Regions from separate parts of the Mus musculus genome. Here all the other regions are linked to region 3. Evidence: chromatin loops called from intact Hi-C (ENCODE). Cell type or tissue: left cerebral cortex. All regions are shown on one strand. Links, peaks and the distances in the headings refer to the core of each region. The heading gives the core; the rest is flanking DNA.

What was found. Peaks named below come from ENCODE experiments on the same cell type or tissue, not always from the same donor. Only the 100,000 strongest peaks of a DNase experiment are listed, where the experiment ranks them.
Region 1: a loop joins it to region 3, with 2.1 times the contacts of the local background. A loop is called at or near these places in 2 of 42 quality-filtered maps.
Region 2: it touches region 3 in a loop (3-fold over the local background); 5 of 42 quality-filtered maps call a loop at or near these places.

Annotation. Positions count from the first base shown.
Region 1 is chr15:60,624,225-60,631,631 of GRCm38, forward strand. No RefSeq gene overlaps it. Among named protein-coding and RNA genes, the nearest start is that of Gm23835, 76 kb to the right of the region's middle. In left cerebral cortex, for the core only: no CTCF peak of the experiment used is centred there; a DNase peak (open chromatin) is centred at 4,215.
Region 2 is chr15:59,872,984-59,880,390 of GRCm38, forward strand. No RefSeq gene overlaps it. Among named protein-coding and RNA genes, the nearest start is that of Gm36819, 53 kb to the left of the region's middle. In left cerebral cortex, for the core only: a CTCF peak has its summit at 3,360 (motif pointing right); a DNase peak (open chromatin) is centred at 3,488; H3K4me3 peaks cover 349 bases.
Region 3 is chr15:60,819,332-60,826,738 of GRCm38, forward strand. It overlaps Lratd2 (LRAT domain containing 1), which reads right to left and starts at 5,749. Exons shown (of 2, transcript NM_001162926.1): 1 at 5,183-5,749; 2 at 1-4,660. The coding sequence starts at 4,564. The coding sequence ends at 3,632. It overlaps 9930014A18Rik (RIKEN cDNA 9930014A18 gene), which reads left to right and starts at 3,634. Exons shown (of 3, transcript NR_030696.1): 1 at 3,634-5,452. In left cerebral cortex, for the core only: CTCF peaks have their summits at 3,772 and 5,832; DNase peaks (open chromatin) are centred at 2,264, 2,930, 3,211, 3,845 and 3 more places; H3K4me3 peaks cover 3,865 bases; H3K27ac peaks cover 2,151 bases.

The DNA.
Region 1 (7,407 bases), core at 1,106-6,105, 190 kb before region 3:
GATCAATACAGAAGAAATTGGGAGTTAAAATAAAATTAATGATGTCTGAAAAGGCCATGCCAGAATCTATTTATTTATTTATTTATTTATTTATTTACCTAAAATTACATATAATACATGTAAGTCTCTGTCTACATATAGTTTAGATGAAGTTATACCACTTGGGCTATCAATGGCTCTCCAAAAAGCCATAAACTAACAAAATACCAAGCATGAGAAAGCCCCTTTCTAGGTAGGTGTTGGTCAGGAAAGTTCAAGAGTACCCAAAACCAACATATAGAGTCTTGATTTTCCCTTTGTTGTCTCCCAGAGATTGAAGATAAACCCTATTGCTGAAGACACCATATATTTTGGACATGAGCCCTATATGACAGGATTTGAATATGATATGAAAGTCTGCTCTCTGGAGACTAACTTTTAATTACCACAAGTGTCATTGATGGGAGGAAGTAAGCAGTAGTCCTACCCTACTGCAATGCCATGATGGTCATGGCACAGTAAACCATAACGACACAGAATTTTTGTATAGTGTCCGTAACCAAGAACTCTCTTAATGCCCACTCAATGGGAAAGAAGTCTGGTTTGGTACTAAAAACCTAGACAACTACTAAGAGCTAAAGAAGTCATTGCTCTTAGAGAAGAACCTATTACTTCCACTTTATTAAAGTGCCACAATTCCTTACTACATTCTAAACACTTATCTTTATATTCTCAGATAAATGTAGCTCTTATTGCTCGTAAAAAAGAAAACCCTCTCTTTTCAATAGACAGAAACCATTACAGAAGACCATAACTGGTCAAAAGCAGAGAACAAATCATCATGTGGTATGATCTACAATACAACTTCTCCACCTAAGGCTCAGGAAACATTACAGAAAAGGAGATAGAATAATTTTAAAAGCCAGAGGACCAAGGCTGTGCCGAGTTCCAGAAATGGCAGGAAAGCTACATCTGTGTAGCTTTTTACACAGTTCTACAATATTCCTGCCTTAAATGACATGAAGAAGTACAATACCAACAGGTATGCTAACATAGAAGGGGAGGAGTCCTCAAGGTCTATCTAGAGACATAGAACTACAGGCAACTAATGAATGCTGGGAGCAGGAGAAATAGTCTTCCTTCGGGAAGAACCCTTTAATTGGTTATCTGGTTTCAGGTACTCAGCCCTGAAATGATATACATACAAGTAGCACTACGTTCATAGCAAGCCATATTTATATATTTTGGCATGTGTGCGCCTGTGTGTGTGTGTGTGTGTGTGTGTGTGAACATGCATATATGTTTGTCTAACAATAATAATTAAAGAAAAAAGCCAAGAGTTTGAGAGAGAGAATGTGCTAGGGAAGATCGTATATGGGAGATATTTGAGAGAGAAATGGGAAGGGAAAATAAGAAATAAAAAAATCTAAAAATCAGGAGATTCTGGACAGATGCTATGAAGATCCCAAGAGATCACAGTTGCCAGCCTGGATTTATACCCAGCAAAAATTTTCAATCACCATAAAGGAGATATTCCATAATAAAACAAAATTTAAACAATATCTTTCTACTAAGGCAGACCTATAGAAGATACTAGACAGAAAACTTCAACACCAGGAGGGTAATTACACCCAAGAAAACACAAGAAATTCATCGTTTTATAACAAACCCAAAAGAGGTGAATCACATACACACATAATACCACTTCCAACAACAAAATAACAGTAACTAACAATCATTGATCATTAATATCTCTCAACATCAATGGACTCAATTCCCCAATACAAAGACACAGGCTAACAGAATGGATATGTAAACAGGATCCATCATCTTGCTGCATACACACCTTAGCAACAAAGACAGTTACTACCTCAGTGTGAAGGCCTGGAAAAAAAGTTTTCCATGCAAATGGTTCCAAGAAACAAGCTGGAGTAGCCATTCTAATAACCAATAAAATAGACTTTCAGCCAAAAGTAATCAAAAGAGATGGGGAAGAACACTTCATACTCACTAAAGCAAAAGTCCACCAAGATGAAATCTCAATTCTAAACATCTATGCCCCAAATGCAAGGGCACTCATATTCATAAAAGAAACTTTACTTAAGCTCAAAACACCTATTGGACCTCATAAAATAATAGTGGGAGACTTCAACACCTCACTCTCACCAACTGACAGGTCATTGAAACAGAAACTAGGAGCTAAAGAGATGGCTCGGTGGTTAAGAGCACTGACTTTTCTTAGACAGGTCCTGAGTTCAATTCTCAGCAACCATACAGTAGCTTACAACCATCTGCAATGGGATTGGATGCCCTCTTCTGGTATGTCTGAAGACAGCTACAGTGTACTCATATTAAAAAAAATCTTTTAAGAAAAAGAAACAGAAACTAAACAGACACACAGTGAAACTGACAGAAGTTATGAACCAAATGGATTTAGTATATCTACAGAACACTTCACCCCCAAAACAAAAGAATATGCTTTTGGTCAGCACTTCATGGAAGCTTATCTAAAATTGACCATATAATCAGACACAAAACAAGCCTCAGTAGATACAAGAATATTGAAATAATCCTTTGCATTTGATCAGATCACCATGGACTACAGCTGAACTTCAATAACAACAAAAATAACAGAAAGCCCACATACTCATGGAAACTGAACAGCTCTCTACTTACTCAATGATAACTTGGTCAGAAAAGAATTAAAGAAAGAAACTAAAGACTTTCTAGAACCCAATGAAAATCAAGGCACAGCATACCTAAAGTTATAGAAAACAAGGAAAGCAGTTTAAAGAAGTAAATTCATAGTACTAAGTGCCTTCATAAAGAAACTGGAAAGCCTATACTAGCAACTTAACAGTATCCCTGAAACTCTAGAGGAAAAAAGAAGCAAACTCACCCAAGAGGAGAAGTCAGGAAACACTCAACTCAGGGCTGAAATCAACCAAAAATATTTTTTTTAAAGATTCTGTCACATGAATCTTTCAAGGCAAACTATATGAAAATAGATTTATGGCTCAGAATTTTGTCAGAAGCCCAAAATTCAAACCAATGAAGAGCAAGTATGGAAAATTGAGGACATAATAGATAGATATGTCAACAAGGCCCTTGCTAAAAGGTGGCCAAAGCCCATGCCTTGCCTCCAGGCATGTATAGGAACAGCCTGGGGATTTGTCCATGGTTTCTTTCTAGAACATTACTGGTTTCCTAGAGAACACACCAGAGTATTGCTCTTATTCTACAAGCCAAAAAATGAACTTAGTGGCCCCAGGATCATGAGGTGACCACAGTTTGGAGGAAAATCCTCAGGAGCTATGATGGGATAGTTCCAAATGTGTTGAATTAGTGTTATGTCTGGTACCAGAACACTGCTGGAACTTCTCATAGAACTAACGTATACAACAGAGTCTTTAGGAACATCTGTGACCATGGATGGAAGATCAAAAACAGAAGATGTCCACAGAAGGTAGACACCCTAGGCTGCCTGGCTGGGCTAAGGATTCCAAGGCATGTATGGCCAGAAGCATTCACTGGGAGGTAGACCTGTTATGTATATTTATCCAAAGTCTTAAAGTGCAACACGAGAGTGGTCTTGAATTGGTGGGGCTCTGTGTAGTGTTCATTGCACAGTAGAGGTTGTTACGCTCTGAAATGCTGCCCTCCAAGACTGTCCAGGGTCTGCCCTTAGCGACTACCTTGGAATATGAAGTGTTCTTACTATACCTGGAACTGGTTACAATGTAATGTCTTGTCTAAATTATTTATTATAATTACTTCTCTGTATCTATCATTTATGTACATATAACATATAATTGTTATATGTGAATAACAACACACAGAATATTGGATAGCCACATTCCATTTTGGAATCTGGAGCTTTGGTAAACACCAGAATGCAGCTGCCTACATACATCAGCCCCAAGAGAAACCCTGATCATCTCTCCCGAGCTTCTCAAGTTGGCATGTCATACACGGTTCCAGATTTGTTGCTGGAAACTAATAGCTCCTGTGTGACTATATAGAGAAGGGTCCTTTGGCATTTGAGCCTGCTTCTCCTGCATTTTGTCCCAAATGTCTCTTCCTTTGTTTCATTTACTCTGTATCTTTTTTGCCATAAGAAATCACAGCTGTGAGTACTTCCCCCTACGCTGGAACTTGAGATACTCAAACAAGGCAACAGACCTAGGGTTGACCCCCCACTACGAGTGGTAGTGCAGCATTTGGGTGCCTGCCATGTGGAGATAGCAGATGCAGCATCTGACAGCATCCATCATGTAAAGCCATTTTTAGATTTTAATTTCTCAGTTTTCTCCTTGAGCTGATCCTGGAGAAAGGAGACTCAGCCGGGAGTGTGGGGGAGGAAGGAGGAAAGAGCAAGTGGAAAAAGAGAAGTAGATGAGGGTCGCAAATGAAACAGGAATACTCTTACCACATTGCAGATCAAGAAAGCATGTGTCCTACCTGAACTAGGGCAGGAGAAATACTGACCTGAGTCAGATATAAAATTTTGATCACGTTATTATCTGCATTGGCGAAAGAAGAAAGAAACAGGTGAGAAAGGCCACATGGTCTGACAGACAATATTCTCAAGAGTGAGGAGGGGTGAATCTGAAGGAAAAACAGGGAGAAAATCATTAGCTGAAGAGCACAAAGTACAGACAGTTCAAGGAAACCAGTGTCCTAGCAGTCTAAACACAAACAGGTGCATGAAACCTGCAGGCTCATATGTCTACCTGGAGTGAAAGAAATACTGACCTAGAGAGTCAGCTATGACTTTTCCCTGCCATGTGATTGTTTTAAAAAGGAAACTCCCCAGCCTTAGAACCTCAGTGTCCGCCTTCCTAAAATGTGGCCTTGACTAATAACCTCACTCATGAGAGTAACAGGAAGTGCCTGGCACATTCAGGAACCCCCTTGTGAATTCTTCCCGTTTTTTTGCTTCTTAGGCATCCACTGCCGCATGCCCCTTTCAAAATTAACTTTGGGAAAGATATGACTCTGTGGGTGTGTGTGCTTGCACAACCTTTGTTAATGGGTTTGAGCACTTGTTCAAGTCTTTTTACACAGTTTGTATTATTTGGCTTGGTTTTGGATTTTTTTTCTCTTTCATTGTTGTTTTGTTTTGTCTTGTCTTGTTTTTTCAGTTCTTTGAACATTTCATGGGATGTATTTAGATCAAATTCTCAACCTCTCCTAACTCCTCCCCAATCCATCACACCCAACTTGGTATCCTGTTTTGTTTTTAGACCCACGGTGTAAAAATTGTGCTTCCCCACACTCCTGGATGCGTCTCTGTCTTTTCTACATATCCAAGAAGAAGAAATGAACCAAGGGCCTCAACATTAAAGAAAACCTACTCTCCCTCTCCCAGAAGCAATCAGCTTCTAAGTGCTCCTTATCTAAGAGGGGAACTTCATGCTTGCCTTCCTTCTTCATACTGGAATATTGTGTGGTGTAAGCTTGTGTGGGTCTTATACATGCTGTCTCAAGTGCTGAGAATTCGTATGCACCACTGTCCCACTATACCCCCAAACATTGTTTCCTTGACCTCACCCACTGCCTGTGCTTTTTACAATGTGTCCATTCTCCCCTCAGAAAAGTTTCCTGAACCTTGAGAACAGGACTGTTTTATGGATGACAAATGTTTTCTGCATCTTGACCAGTTGAGGGTTTCTGTGTTAATTACCATCTGCCAGAAAAATATTATTTGATACAGGCTTGACAGATTTATTTTTTGACATAGTTGCTGTGACCAGCACAGCTTTAGAACTGACCCGACTGGGATGGCAGAGATTGAAGAAGAAATGACACACACACACTGGGGCTGGGTGGGCTATGTGCTTTGATGGAGAGATACAAACTGGAAACTTACCTGTTATACACAGCAAGCATGAGTAGGTGGTTTGTAGCCACATTTGGTAGATCCCTGTAGGAGAGGAAGCTACATTGAAACTCTCTACACATAATGTCACCATCAGTACTCAGCCTAAGGAAGGTTTTGCTTTGTCTTTTCTTGGAGCCTTATAAGGGAAGACCTTGCTATTCTCATGGGTCTGAGACATTGGGATTCTTGTCATGGCAATGTTCATGCTCATAATACACATTCACTCAGGACTCCCCCTGTTTCCCATAGACAGTGTCTCATTCTGTAACCCTACTTGGTCTGGAATTCACTAAGTATCTTAATCTGCCCTTGATCTCATGGAAGTTCTCTTAGCTCAACCTCCTGAGTGCTGGAATTATAGGCATTAGCCTTCATGCCCCAAGTCGAACCTGAGATTCAAATCCATGGCTTCTGTATTATCTTCTGCAATTTGGTTGTGAGACCATCAGCTAGTTATTTGTTCTCAGCTCCCACCTGTGTCTCCAGCATGAAAGTAGGACAACCATGACATCTGCCACCATCCATCACTGACTAACATTTTTCTCAACCGAGAACTCAGTTTATATATCCTTTCCTATTGATTCCACTTGTAACTACAGACTGAATTTTATTCTTTCAATAGATCAGAAATTTTCACAACCTTTTAAAGCACATTTCTACCATGTCTTGCATACTAGAGACGGGGAAAATATTGGACTCAAACAAAGCAAGGAGAAGGAGGTGTTTCCTCAAGTCAAGGCAGCATCCAAGCCACTCATGAGAGGCACAGAAGGTTGATGAGCACCAGGGAGCTCACTGCAACTACTTGGCTGCAAGACACAAGAATGCCTGGCTCCCCCCAGGAACTGCCAGCCAGTCTTTCTGCCAACAAAAGTTGGAAAGAATTCTTCTCTACAGCTCTTGGGTTTCCCTCTTATATTTCCCAGTGCATATGGAGTCTTAATTAGAGAGACTTCAAAGCCAGAAGAAAAGCACACATAGAAAATACACTTAGAGTAAACTTTCATTTTCTCTTAAATTCTTTTTTTTTCCTCTCTCTCTCTCTCTACTGAGAGTGAGGAAGACAGACTCGATCCGAGGGGCTCATTCTTGGATGCACCTAACGTCATCTGGGAGTGTTTAAAAATACATATGCCTAATTAATTCAGACTCTCTGGGTAGTTTTCCAAAGCTCCCTGGATGGCTCTAACAGGAAATTACTACCGAGTTAGATAATACATGTGGTTTTCTCTACCTTCACTATTCAGCGAATCATCCCTCCTTTAAAATATGACCATAAAGCAATTAGGCTGGCTTCCCATATCTCCCGTCATGAGCCAGTTAGTCACTCTTATTTCCCTTTGTGTAGCACCTAATATAGACCACACCAGCCATAGTGTGGTTTTAGGATCTTTTCTAGTGCTAAAATATCTAGGAGGCAATGCACAAACCTAACCAAGGTAGGTAGCACCACAAATGCTTTCAGGGACAAGTGGAGATGCTTCATGCGTAATAGAGTATAAGGGTGGGGTTTGTGGGGTAAGAAATATGATCTCTACTCAGAA
Region 2 (7,407 bases), core at 1,106-6,105, 950 kb before region 3:
CTCTCCGTTAACCGGAGAAAAAGCCTCACATGTGATTCAACATTGCCTTGAGGCATGGAGTGCTTGGGGGAAACCCAAACTCCTCAAGACTGATAATGGATCAGCTTATACGTCTCAAAAATTTCAGCAGTTCTGCCGTCAGATGGACGTAACCCACCTGACTGGACTTCCATACAACCCTCAAGGACAGGGTATTGTTGAGCGTGCGCATCGCACCCTCAAAGCCTATCTTATAAAACAGAAGAGGGGAACTTTTGAAGAGATTTTACCCCGAGCACCAAGAGTGTCTGTGTCTATGGCACTCTTTACACTCAATTTTTTAAATATTGATGCTCATGGCCATACTGCAGCTGAACGTCATTGTACAGAGCCAGATAGGCCCAATGAGATGGTTAAATGGAAAAATGTCCTTGATAATAAATGGTATGGCCCGGATCCTATTTTGATAAGATCCAGGGGAGCTATCTGTGTTTTCCCACAGAATGAAGACAACCCATTTTGGATACCAGAAAGACTCACCCGAAAAATCCAGACTGACCAAGGGAATACTAATGTCCCTCGTCTTGGTGATGTCCAGGGCGTCAATAATAAAAAGAGAGCAGCGTTGGGGGATAATGTCGACATTTCCACTCCCAATGACGGTGATGTATAATGCTCAAGTATTCTCCTGCTTTTTTACCACTAACTGGGAACTGGGTTTGGCCTTGATTCAGACAGCCTTGGCTCTGTCTGGACAGGTCCAGACGACTGACACCATTAACACTTTGTCAGCCTCAGTGACTACAGTCATAGATGAACAGGCCTCAGCTAATGTCAAGATACAGAGAGGTCTCATGCTGGTTAATCAACTCATAGATCTTGTCCAGATACAACTAGATGTATTATGACAAATAACTCAGCTGGGATGTGAACAAAAGTTTCCGGGATTGTGTGTTATTTCCATTCAGTATGTTAAATTTACTAGGGCAGCTAATTTGTCAAAAAGTCTTTTTCAGTATATGTTACAGAATTGGATGGCTGAATTTGAACAGATCCCTTCGGGAATTGAGACTTCAGGTCAACTCCACGCGCTTGGACCTGTCCCTGACCAAAGGATTACCCAATTGGATCTCCTCAGCATTTTCTTTCTTTAAAAAATGGGTGGGATTAATATTATTTGGAGATACACTTTGCTGTGGATTAGTGTTGCTTCTTTGATTGGTCTGTAAGCTTAAGGCCCAAACTAGGAGAGACAAGGTGGTTATTGCCCAGGCGCTTGCAGGACTAGAACATGGAGCTCCCCCTGATATATGGTTATCTATGCTTAGGCAATAGGTCGCTGGCCACTCAGCTCTTACATCTCACGAGGCTAGACTCATTGCACGGGATAGAGTGAGTGTGCTTCAGCAGCCCGAGAGAGTTGCACGGCTAAGCACTGCAGTAGAAAGGCTCTGCGGCATATATGAGCCTATTCTAGGGAGATACGTCATCTTTCATGAAGGTTCAGTGTCCTAGTTCCCTTCCCCCAGGAAAAACGACACGGGAGCAGGTCAGGGTTGCTCTGGGTAAAAGCCTGTGAGCCTAAGAGCTAATCCTGTACATGGCTCCTTTACCTACACACTGGGGATTTGACCTCTATCTCCACTCTCATTAGTTGGGTGGCCTATTTGCTCTTATTAAAAGGAAAGGGGGAGATGTTGGGAGCCGCCCCCACATTCGCCGTCACAAGATGGCGCTGACATCCTGTGTTCTAAGTGGTAAACAAATAATCTGCGCATGAGCCAAGGGTATTTTATGACTACTTGTACTCTACCTTTCCCGTGAACGTCAGCTCGGCCATGGGCTGCAGCCAATCAGGGAGTGATGCGTCCTAGGCGAAATATAACGCTCCTAAAAAAGGGGACGGGGTTTCCGCCATTCTCTCTCGCTGGCATCTCTCTGGCTCTGCGCGCCCTGCGCTCTCTCGCTGCCTAAAGATGTAAACAATAGAGCACGCTCTGCGCCCCGGCGCGCCAGAGCTCTGGCTCCTAAAATTATTGAAGGGGCTTTCGTTTTGGGGGCTGGGCGCTGGGCGCTTGCCCTCCTGGCTCCCAAAGATGTAAGCAATAAAGTTTTGCCGCAGAAGATTCTGGTTTGTTGCGTCTTTCCTGGCCGGGAGTGAGAACACGCGATTAAGATCCATCCATCCATCCATCCATCTATCCATCCATCTATCTATCCATCCATTTATCTATCCATCCATCCAACCAACCAGCCAAACAGCCAACTAACCAACCATCCATCCATCCATCCATCCATCCATCCATCCATCCATCCATCATCCATCCATCCAACCAACCAGCCAAACAGCCAACTAACCATCCAACCAGCCAGCCAACCAGCCAACCAACCAACCAACCAACCAACCAACCAACCAACCAACTAACCAACCAACCAAAATACCTAACTAGGACACCTGGGGAGACATGAATACATGTCTACTTAACCTCAGACAAGGAATTGAGGACAAACAGATAAAAAAATAAGGATACCATCAAAGAACAATTTAGGGAAGCACTGAGTCTTATTGGGGTTACTTACAGAAACAGAAGCTACTCAAAGACAGTTGCATCCCACCAAAACCTAACCCAGCAGGAGACAACTTACAAAAACTGGAAGCTGTATAGTGCAGAACCTGTAGGCAGCTCGACAGGTTAGAGAGTACTTTTTTACAGGCTCAGTGGGTATGAGCCTCTTTCTGGCAGCCTGGCTGGTCTCTAGCTTTTTCTAGGCAGTCTAAACAATCTATCTGTTTCAGGCAGCAAGTCTTCTAGATAACTTAGGTTGACTCTGCTTGTTCCAGGTTGGGTTGAGCCTCTTTCCGGCAGCTCTGCTCATCTAAGAGTCTCTCAGTGGCCCTTAGTGTCATATATATTTGAAGGGGATGGGGTGTTCTATTGGATCTTGTTAGTTTCAGGGACTTCCTGAAGCATTCCAGGTGCATATTTTGTGGCTCAAGGAACACTTCTGCAAAGAGGAATGTTCTCCACCCATTAGAATATCACATGTATTAAAGAGCTTCCCTCCAAGATGGAAGTGTTATCTTTGAGGAAAACGCCATATAGGTCTCTCTCTCTCTCTCTCTCTCTCTCTCTCACACACACACACACACACACACAAACACGTTTTGGACATGTGTTAACTATAATTTTCATAATAGATATTTTAGAATAATTAATTATACTATTAGAGAAATTTAAGACACTTAACAGAAGAATTTGATGACCCAATTATGTTTTAAAAATCTGATTATTTCTTATTATCATTAACATTTTTATTTTTATACTTGTCATTCAAGTTGAGACTATGGAACTCAATATTGATATTTCTTATTTTAGCCAGAAGGTGGCGCTCATGTTGTGTTTAAATTCTGAAAAAGGTTAAAAAATTCATACATATTCATATTTTCTATTTTTACCAGAAAGAGTAAGAAAAAAAATCTTAAAAAAGGCCATTGTCTGTGCCGTGGGGAGATAATTAGGGTATGTAAAACAGCTAATACAGTAATTAATAAAAGCAGTGACTCGCGAGTCTGAAAAAGCTTTACGGCAAAACTGTGAGAGAGTAATTGACCTCGCTGGTATAGGAAAAAAACCATGCAGCTAGCACATAGCAGGGAGAAGCCTTGCTCAACCCTACCTGGCTTTAGAACCAAACTTGGGAATCCTGGAGCTGTGTTTATGAGCTGTGCAGCCTAAGAAGTAAGCTCCCCAAGAGTCGGTCCTCTGCACCTATGCTCACTGCCGTTCCAGGAACCAGAGGCAGTAACTACATAGTAGATGCTTAATAAATGTGTGTAGAAAGCTTATAGCACGTGGAGTCCTGAAATCCAGACTGTTGTTTCTTCATTAATCCTGTAGATGTTGGAGGCTTTGGGGTCTGGCCTCAATTTTATGGTGTGACCCAGGGTACCACTCCATCTCCTCTGAGAGTCACCTGTGCTCTCTGTGAGATGCAGATGTGGCGTGTATGGATTGTTTATCTGGGTACTGGCATTGATGTCATTCTCAAGAACTCTGCAGAGATAAAACTTACGCTATGATCGTGAAGAACATTGCCTGTGTTAAAGGTGCCAAGGTTAGAGCCACGGGGATGCTGTTTGGGTTTTATCTCTAACATATTCCACTTCCCACCTTCCCTAAGCTTCCTCCACTGGCTCCTGCAGACCACAGAGCCACACCGCTCATATCTCCTTCTTGAAAGAGTCTATTGCTGGAGCACAGCTTATTAACCGACCCTTGTACCCCGCTGAGCTCCAAGCGGTGAAGCCCGGCTGCTCTAGCTGTTTGCTGAGTTTGGGAGTGTGCTGCTTAACTGAGTCCTCCAAGGGCACCTCTGGAACCTGCCACCATCCTGGTGAAACTCTCAGCAGCGGGACATCTTCTTCCCAGTCTCCATTCCCATCCCCTCCCATGGTGGCTAGCCTTTGTCACCGCTGAAATGCTTCCTGCTGCTCATCCCCCTTATCCTTTATCTGTAAAGTGATTCTCCTGTTTGTCCAATCCTGTCTTACTCGGAGTTGCTTCATGGAAGTCTAGGGCAGCAGGATACACAGGTTAGGGACCTCCGGCCTAGAGGATGCTGATAGAGTATGTCCTTATTGAACCTCGTCTAGTGCCGCTTTGCTTTTCATCCATTGTTTACCTTTTAACCACAAGGGCTTGTGTTCCTCTTTATTGCTTTGCAGAAAGCAAAAACTGAACTCCAAATGATTGCTATTTTAATAAAAAGCAAATTACTGCTCAAACCACAGTGTACTGGTTAGCTTAGGGCTATCTGTGGGGTCTGTACTAGTTGTCTTTTGTCCAGTTATGTCGTAGTTCAAACCTCAGAGCTCCTGTGGCTGATAAACCTGAAGATGTCCTTCTCACCTCATTCTGTGCTAGCTGGGGTCATCTTCTGTGTCCCAGGGTCATAGTACTTACTTTTCTCATTGCCGTGGTGAAATGCCCCACAGAGGCAATGTAAGGAAATGGGCGTTATTTTGACTGATGGTTTAGGGTGCAGTCCATCATTCTGAGAAAGGCACGGTGTTGGAAGCATGAGGTGACTGTCACACCATGTCTGCAGGCAGGAAACAGAGACAATGCTGCTCCCGTTTCTCAGCTCACTTTCTTCTTACTAGCTCTGGGACTCCAGCCATGTGATGGCTGCTCACATTTGGAGTGAGCCTTTCTCACATCTCAGTTAAACATTTTGAAAACACCCGTATAGATTCACCTGGAGGTGTGTGTCTATGATTCTAAATCCAGTCACGATGACAATGAAACTAACCACTACAACCATTACAATGCTCCACATTTCAACCTGACACCTAAATACAACACTGTATTAGCCAAGGTTCTGTAGATCTGCAGAGTCACAATATAGAATGAGTCTCTCTCTCTCTCTCCAAAAAGTAGGCTTCAATGCCAGTAAAAGAATGGATGTGCAAGCAAGGCAAGGGCAAGCCAGCAAAGAGCAAACACTTCTTTCTTCCACGTCCGGATGTAGACTTCTAGTAGAAGGTCATGACCCAGGTTAAAGGTGTGTCTTCCCACCTCAAGACCTAAATTAAAGGCTCATGTCTTCCAGCCTCAAGATCTGGATCAAAGATGTGTGTCTTCCTACCTTAAAAGTCTGGAGTAGAAGTAGATTTGCCCACTTCAAACCAAGCAGAAAATTCTCTACAGGCGTGCCTTCCATTTCTGGATTGTAGTTCATTCTGGATGAAGTTAAGTTGACAACCAATAGTAGCCATCACATTAACTTAAAATAATAATGATCATTTCAGTTCGCTAAACTGTCATTTGATAGTGCATTCAGTCCAGTTTCGAAACTCACCACTGGCTGTTAGATTCCAACATTGTTCAAAATCCAAAGTATAGACTCTCTGCTGAGAGTCTGGGCAGTCTTTTAGCTGTGAAAGTCAGAAAAAGTAGAAAACAAGCAGCTACTTCCAGCATACAGTGGCACAGAGAGAATTTCTGATTCCAAAGGGGAGGGATGGGGACACAGCAAAGGGAAAAACAGATCATAGAAAGACTAAAACCCCACAGGGAAACCATCAAATTCTCACCCTCCACGTTTGGCATTTGTGGCTCATGATGGAATAATCTGGGCTTCAGTAGCCTTGAGAAGCCCTGGCCTTCTATTCCTGCTACCTCAGCACATAGAACCTGTCTTTGGGTCATTTTGACTCTGTGCCTGAAGTTTTTCTTGGTGGATCTCATGGTCCTGACATCACCAACATAATGAAGTCTTTAATGAAACTTAGGATTTATTTACACAGCTTCTTGCAGTGGAATTCTCAGGGACTCCTTGAAGGGAACCCAACTCTGACACATATTGTCTGGTATTGGAAGCACTACAAACCCCTCAGTTTTTCATTTTGTGTATCCACAAAAAACAGCAAAATGTGGACAGTGCTGCCAAGTTCTACTGCGGGCCAGAGTAGCTCCTCTTGGTCTACACCTGCAGTGTCCTCTGCCTCCCCTGGTGGATGCTTTGGGGACTCCTTAGTGGCATTCTCAGTTCAGGTTGTTTCCTCTCAAGTGAGTTTGCATTTTTGGAAGATCTGGCGTTTGATAGGTGGGGGTCTTGGCCCTCACCCCCTTTTCCAGTGTAGAGTGCTAGGTTTCCTTTTAATGGTGTTTATCTCTTTAATCGCTGCTGCTCTCAGATATCTTGTCCGTAATTTTAACCTCATTCTTTCCCTCACCAGACTTCACATTCTCCCATCTTTCTGTTCATTTGTTGCTCTCCCTCACTGTAGACATGGGTAATAATAGTGAGCAGAAACCACGGATGTTCTATGTCCTGAAATTTCATGTTCCAAACAAATTAATCCATTATGTTTAAATCCCCCCTAACTCAAGTTCTCAGCGCATGGGAAGATTATTTACCAGAATGTAGCACAAATGGTTTTTAGCTCTGCTCCCAAAAGAATCCTTGCTTTCCTCATGAAACCTTTAGGTGTTCTGGTCTTCCAAACTCCCACTTAGTAATTAGGTAAACTCTTTTTGCAAACTCTAAACTCTTCCCAAAACACGTCTTATCCATTCTACAAATCAGTTGCAAAGACTTACTATGAAGCACATGGTCAGATTTATCATGACATTATCCCCACTCCTGGTACTCATTTTCTGCTATCTCTATCTATCTATCTATCTATCTATCTATCTATCTATCTATCTATCTATCTATCTATCTATCTATCTATCTATCTATCTTTTATCTATTTATTATCTATCAATCATCTATTATTTTTGTGACCAATGCTTCACAAAAGTAACTTAAGAGAGGAATGAAGGGTTTATTTGGCTCAGAGTCCATTTTGGTTTTGAAGGAATGATTACAGAAGCACAAGATAGCTAACTGGTCACATTACGTCCACAGTCAGGAAGTTGA
Region 3 (7,407 bases), core at 906-5,905:
ATCTTTTATTTAACTAAGTACGGCCCTTCATTTTGAAGGAAATGATACAATTTCAAACTGGAACCGCCTTCTCAAGAAGTGGTGAAAGAAAACTGATTTAACATACAACTGCCAATCAAATTAAAGTTCCTACAATTTGCTGGGAAAGAAAATGCCTGGAGTATATATCCTGATTCATAACCAAGAATAAAACATAATGAGAAGAGAAAAAAACAGTCAAATTTATCAGTATCCTGATTTTTTTTAAACAATTCACAAATAAAATCTAATTCTCCAAACAAATCCATTGGATAACTATGATCACGCTCAATTCTATTTAAATTGTTTTTTTAAAATGTCTAGACAAGCACATGATATCAAGAGTCTTCAACACAGTGGATCCCATTTTAAAAAGAAAAAAAAAAGAAAGAAAGAAAAAGGAAACTAGTAGTCCTTAAATTTTCTTAGCTTTTCATAGTATATGTCATATAAAATTAAAGTTTTGCTTCCAAAAAAATATGTTGTCACGTGGTTGTCCTTGTCCCATGGTGCCAGGAGGGCCAGGAGCACCGCAGCTTTGAGAAGCTGAACCACTGAACCATTTCCATAAAAACTAAAAATTTTCTTCAAGATCTGGAATAAAGTCTTTTGCTAGACACTTTAGTGTTACAAAGTCATTTTTAAATTAAATGTGGAATAAAAGCTACAAAAGTACGAGTTCTTTCAATACAAAAAGTTGTGTAGCTGAAGTTGTAGGCTCCTTTGACATACATAAGCAGTCTCAATAAAATATTTGCTCGGGTAAGAAAATAGAATTTGTCTGGTTTCTCTTTTTGTACGTGTTCCACGGGGTCTTGCTTATTATCCCTTTCCAGAGCTTCAGAAAAACACTGGAATTAATATTTCTTTCCTTCAAAGAGTGTCCATAATTCACAGTACAAAATAGTTCTATGTCTTATTCCTAAAGAGAGACAAAAATTATTAATATACTTTTTTCCCCCTAAAGTGCCAGATGTAGCCATTGCCAGAACATTAAAGTAAAAAAATGTTTTCCCCACAACACTGCAGTCTTAAAAAGCAAGAGATGACACGACACTGTATCTTAGAGCCCTAAATTGATGTTCTTTACTTTAGAGCAATGGTTCTCGACCGAATCCTATGACCCTTAAATATGGTTACTTTCTCAGGTTGTAGTGACCCTCAACCACAGAATTATTCTGTTGTTACTTCATAACTATAATTTTGCTACTGTTATGAACCGTAATGCAAATACCTAGCATGCAACATCCAAAAGGATCAGGACCCACAGGTTGAGGACCACTGCCTTAGACTTTCTACCCCCTAAGAAAACTTTCAGCGTGTTAGCTCTTCCTAAGTATTACATATTTGGCATTATTAGTACCCAGCAAAACTGCTGGCAGCACATTCCAGAAACCATCGTCTGAAACAGATCAACTTTCAAAGAGGAATGCTACAGGTGGGGTGGACCTTAGGAGTTCTTCCTTTGCAGGTACTTCATATATAACACAAGTTACCTGCTACACTTAGTATGGTCTTTGAGGTCTGAGAAAGAAGGCAAGGATGGGAGAGCCGGGAGAGTTTGCTATTCCAGAGCTGCTGGTGGACAGCCATTCTGATTCCTCCCCTCCTGCAGTCTACACAGCGGGCATCAATTTCCACTTTCACAAATCTGTTAGACATAGGTTTCCCTAAATAATATCCTCTGTGTTTATTCTCTCTGCTGTTCCATGGACAAGACTATGTAATCAAATACCTATGAGCTCATTAAACAGGGAAATCAGATCCATACTCCTAACTAGAAAATGGTTCTCCTCCAATGTCTGAAACCAAGGCTAGTGTGTAGGTAGCTCATCTTTGACATTCAAAGAACAAGGACTTGCTTGGTAAGCATTATAAAAGCAGAAAGAGCATTTGATGCCTTTATAACTAACGAAACCGTTTCATACTGAGGTACTATGAAGATTTAGGCTTATTAAAAAAAGGGGGGAGGGGGAGTTCAAAGATTCCCCAAGCAAGAAGCCCAACAATGACCGTGGCTTCAGGACACTCAAGTAAGATTTTGTTCCAATCTAAGAACTAGTTCCAGTGTTATAAAAACTGGTGGAAGCAGCAAAGGCCTTTAAGTATGCTCAGTTTTTGAAAGCAGTTGACAGACTGCCTATAAGCCCTCGGCAGTCAAAGGTCTGCCTTCGGTTCAGGCACCAGGCTGTCGCAGTCTTAAAGCCTTGTACTAAAGTGCACGGAAGTTCAGTTGCAGACACAATTGCTACCTCTTCAGCCTGTCCGAATGCCGCCACCACCAACCTACGTTTGGGACTGTCATCAAATCTCTTCTGACAGTACTACATGGGATCTGTGTCTGATGCCACCACCCTTAGTAAAGGGTTCTGAATCGGATGTTCTCCAAGCCACAAAGAAATTGGGTACATATGACAAGACTTTGTACTTTAAACTTCACCCATCATGGATGGCAAAGTAACCCTCACCCTACCACAGCAACTGTCTGTCGAGGAAGGGAGACCAGGGAGAGAAAAACAAAAAGCAAAACGAACCCTAGGTCCAGCTTGGTTTTTAAAGGGTTACTTTCACCACTTAGCAAGGGGACAAGGAGAGATTTAATTCTTTCCAGGGTAGCACTGGTTGATTCCCTAGAGGATACTTTATGGGGTGGCACAAGCCAACCCCATCTGTGACCTGCAGATGAACACGCCAAACAGGTTTAATTAGATCAGAGACACAAAGGGCTATTGCCTCCCCTGATAACAACACCATAGCTCTAAGAGTCCACAACAGCAGGCCAAAAACACAGGAGGCAGAATGGCACCTTAATTGAATCCTTTCCCTGGCTGGCCCTTGACAATGATTTACTTGTAACCGGGGGAAGGAATTGGAGTCTAAGCCAAAGACTCCGCTTAGAGCCAGCTTCCCAAGAGGAGGTACTTGGGGATAGGGAGGGGGAGGTAGTGAAATCCTTTTGTAGCCTGTAGCCTGAGTTTGCTAAAGTATTTGCTGCACTTAATACGGGGCTGTTTGGTTTTGGTCTGCTGATCCCAGATCTTGTAGTTTCAGCAGCCTTGTGCCCCGGGAATCCCATAAAAATAAATCACTCCAGCTTCTAGGATCCCAAGCACAGCTCAGCGGGGGAAGCAGATAAGCAGTTCTCCCAGCAGACCCGAAGCGGCTCCTCCCCAATCCTCTCCGGCCTTTGTACCCTGCATCCTCCAAGCTGAGTGTAGTGAGGGATCCAGAGAGACAGAATGCAGGGCAAATGTGCTCTGAGATTTCCCCCAAGCCTGCTTGTATACGAAGGGTTAAATTTGGTCCCAGATCTGATAGGGTTGAAGCCGCAAGCAAGTTCCCACTTTACCCCACCTGGGAAAGGAAGGTGGACTGAGAGGGCCTGAAGAAAAAGCATCCCATGGCCACCCACCAGCCAATCCTACCTGCTCCCTAAGTCCCCTTCCTCCTCCCCTGTCCAAAGCCTGCAGTACATTTCACCAACTCCGCTTTTTCCAAAAGGCCCAGGAATACTAAATGGGGCCCAAGTGTTGGGGGGGGGAGAAGAGCGGGAGGAAGAGGGCGTGGCTGCAGCAAACAGCTTCCTTTTGTAGCTCTGAGCCCAGTTCAAGTATCAGTGCACGACCGAGTCTCCGTTCTCCTCCTCGGAGCCCGATGCTGGGGGACGCAGGGGGGACGGTGTAGTCCGAGTCGCGTCGCTGTCGCCCTCATCCGGCTCAGCCGGGTGCAGGTGCGTGGCGAGCTCCTGTAGCACCGCCGCGCGTCCGATCTGGTCGTTGCGCCGCTTCTCCATGATCAAGTCCTCCAGGCTCTGGAACTCGAGAGTGTGGCTGCGCTGAGCCGAGAGCTGAATCTGCAAACGGTAGGGCTGCTTGCCGATGCGCAGCTCGCCACCGATCTTGAACTCGCGTTTGCCATAGCGGCACCAGGCCGCAAAGCTCTCGGAGTTGCGCCAGCTGAGCTCGCGCTCCTTGGCGCCCACGTGGGCCAGCGCGTTGCGCACTACAGCGCTAGGGCTCAGTGGCTTGTAGCGATACAGATCGTTGACCACGCGGCCGCGCCGGCCCTGGCTCGCATCGGTCAGGAAGCTGTTGCTCACCTCCAGCCGGTGCAAATGCACCACCTGGAAATTGCCCACGTAGACAGCCCAGTGCGGGTATTGAGCCTGCGATACAAACTCCACCAGGTCACCCGGACTGCACTTGTTGAGCAAGTTCTCCGGTGTGTAGGTGCTCAGAGCCGCCGATCCTGGCGCGAAGCTTTTCTGATAGATGCACTCATCACGATAAAACACCGAGCATTCCACCTCGTGCTGCCGCGGGTCGTAGGGCTGCGGCGGGGGCAGGGGAGGCCGATCCCCGGAGTCGGACAAAGCTCCGCCATCAAGCCCCTGGGGCGGTGGCTGAGGTTCCACATCCTCGTCGTCATTGGAGAAAATATAAGAGACTCCGATGCGGGGCCCATCGTCTCGATCCACGCCGGTCGGGTCGGCCGTGGGAACTTCCTTATAACTTAGGTGGGTCAGTTTTTCCACCTGGTTGCCCATTACGCTGTGGACTCTCGTTCACAAGACTTCAAGAGGAGAAAGCGAAACCACCGTCAGAGTCATTGGCACTGGTGCCCGGGCAGGGGCTAAAGCCACCTGTTGGAAGAGAAGACGAGGGAGATGTTTGTAGGTGCCACTCCAGAAAAAGACGTTTGTTTCTTGAAAAAGAACCGGTAGGGGCCCGAGCACCTGGAGCCATTTTAGGAGAAGTCTGGGGGACGTGCTTCCTCGCGTTTCTACACCACTAAGGTCACGATCACTGGAGACATGGCCACTCCAGCTTTCCCCTTCCTCCAGCTATCACCTGGACCCAGCCAAAGCCATTGCATCAGCAGCTCCGACAGCTTCCGCCCGCGCCCTACCTGCCAACCCTGGGCAGGAGTGGGGGAGGGAAGGAAATAGAAACTTTATTCCAATTTCCTTCTCTTTCCTAACTTCCCCTCCCACTCCGGATCCTAACTAGCCCTTTGACGTCCTTCAATGTCTGCACCCCCAAGAACCTGCTAGGCTACCTTGGCGTGGAGGTGGCAGGTGAGCCTCCGGACTAGACTCACCTGCCGCAAGTCACTGCGGCTCGTCGGCCCCTCCCCCGCGCGCCTGCCCTGGGGTTCAGATTACCTGCGCGGACTCTCTCCCCGAGAGGTAGAAGCCCTAGGGGACCGGGAGGGGCACCCTGCCGCACCCGAGACTTCTAGGGCGAGTTCGCAGGTGTGGGCTCCGCAGTGCCTCCTCTCCCAGCGCAGACCAAGGCGAAGCTGGGCTTCGGGGAAGGACGCATTTCTCCCTCGCCGCCCCCCGCGGTTGTGTAGAGCCCCAAGACTTGAAGATGGGGGGCAATGCCTGTTCACGATCGTTGCTGCACGACCCCTCACGCAGATTTCCAGGAAGGTGGGGCACGAGGAGGGAAGCCGAAGGAGCTAGCTGGGTTTCCCGGGGGCCGCAGCTCCCGCTCGGGCTAGGCGAGCAACAAGCGCCGGAGCGGGAGGGACGGGATTGTAGATCCGGCTCGGGGCTCCCGGGCGGGAGTGCAGCCCGTGGCATTTAAAGAGACAGACGTGGCTCTGAGAGCTCCGGTCTTTCCTGTACCCAGCTTAGTCCCTCGGAGCCCCGCCCCCGCCCCGCCCACTAGGGCTGCTCCGCCCTTCCAGGACCGTGCCCCCTCCGTAGCGGGTTTAAATCGGGCTGGTAAATAGTGTACCTCCCACGGGAGCAGGCTTCCTCTACCGCCCTGAGCCCCCTTGCCTTTCTGTTATGCTGAGTTGGGGTTCTGAGAAGTTGGAAGCAAGACGCCACCTGCCAGTATAGAAATGCAAGTGGTGAAATGTTGGTCTTTCTTCCTCTTCTCCTTCCATTTCTTCTTAGATGGAGTATCTAAAGAAAGAGAGACAGACTTTTCTTATCAGAACGTTTTTATAACCTAAAGTAGTCTGTGCTGCAACAGTTCAAGAAACACATCAGCTAAAACCTGTTTCCAGAGCAAGTAATAATTTTGGATAGTAAATAATAATAATAATAATAATTCAGAAAGAGGAAGCAGTATAATACAGGACTTAGTTGACTAGCTCCTCAAATCCCTAATGACTGTTAGGTGTCCCTCCAAGTAAACTCAACATTAACTTCACAGCCTTCTTTGTTTTAGATTTCTTTTCTAGTTGTGAGAGAAAGCATGCAGAAATGGGATGGGGGTGTAGAGTTGCTTAATTGTCCTTAAATTAAAAACAAATTAGCAGAGACTCCTGGTGAATATATTTCCTTCCTCCTGAGGGAAGTGACAGCCTTGTTGGTTATTAACCTCCTCAAGAGGACACTTTCTTCCCTGCTGGGGTCATTTCTCTACCCCAGACCTAAACTACTAAAGTGATTTTTGTTGCTGCTGCTACTACTGCTCCTCCTCCTCCTTCCCCTTCCCCTTCCTCTCCCCTCCTACCCCTCCTCTCCCCCTCCCCCTCCTCTTCCTTCTTCTTTCCTCCTCCTTCTCCTCTCCCCTCCTTCTTCTAAATAGTGGGTCAGAACAGAAATAGACAATCTTAGGAAGCACCCTAGCCAGTTAACAGTGCAATTCAAGACCTGCACCTTGTTTTCCATCGACTGAATTTTTCCAAGTAACATTATTTATTCATTCTGTGCATACCAACCAGTGGAAACAGGAATATACTAACACTACTATGATCCTTTTTAGTTTGAAAGCAGAAACAAAAATCAATCTACTTATGTACCTTTAAGCCAAAACAATCAATATTGTCAAGGCTCTGATGGAAGTTAGTCCTTCAGCAAGCCTAAGATCACAGTATAAGCTACACCAAACGAGAGGTCGGTGTGTATCCTAAAGGTTTAATTTCAATATGTTCTGATTGGCTGGAGATATATGAGGTTAGGAGAGTGGTTCCTGGACATTTGAGTAACGTGCTCCAGGAGCCATCACTCCTACCATGTGAGCACAGAGATGAGTGTTACACATAGAATTTGGCTGTTGAGTGGTGAGACCTTCTGCCAGACACTGTGGGCCAGTTTGCCCCTGTATGACACTGGATGGGCTGGGAAGAGGTGGAGTCTGTGGGAAGGGAACAGTTGTACAGTAGGCTGCTGCTTACACCCTGAGTTCAAGTCCTAAAGGCTGAGAAAGCAGTACTTCTTTGACTCTCTCTTATTATCTCAGCAGTTGCTCAGTTATTCAATTGGCCAATGATAAAGTCCCAGAGGGAGCAGACATCACATCATCTTATCTAGTACTCACTCAGTTAATAAGTGTTTAGTAGATGCTGGAGGGGAAGTTTTCCATAGACCAAAAATCACTCACACACACACACACACACACACACACACACACACACACACAGAGAGAG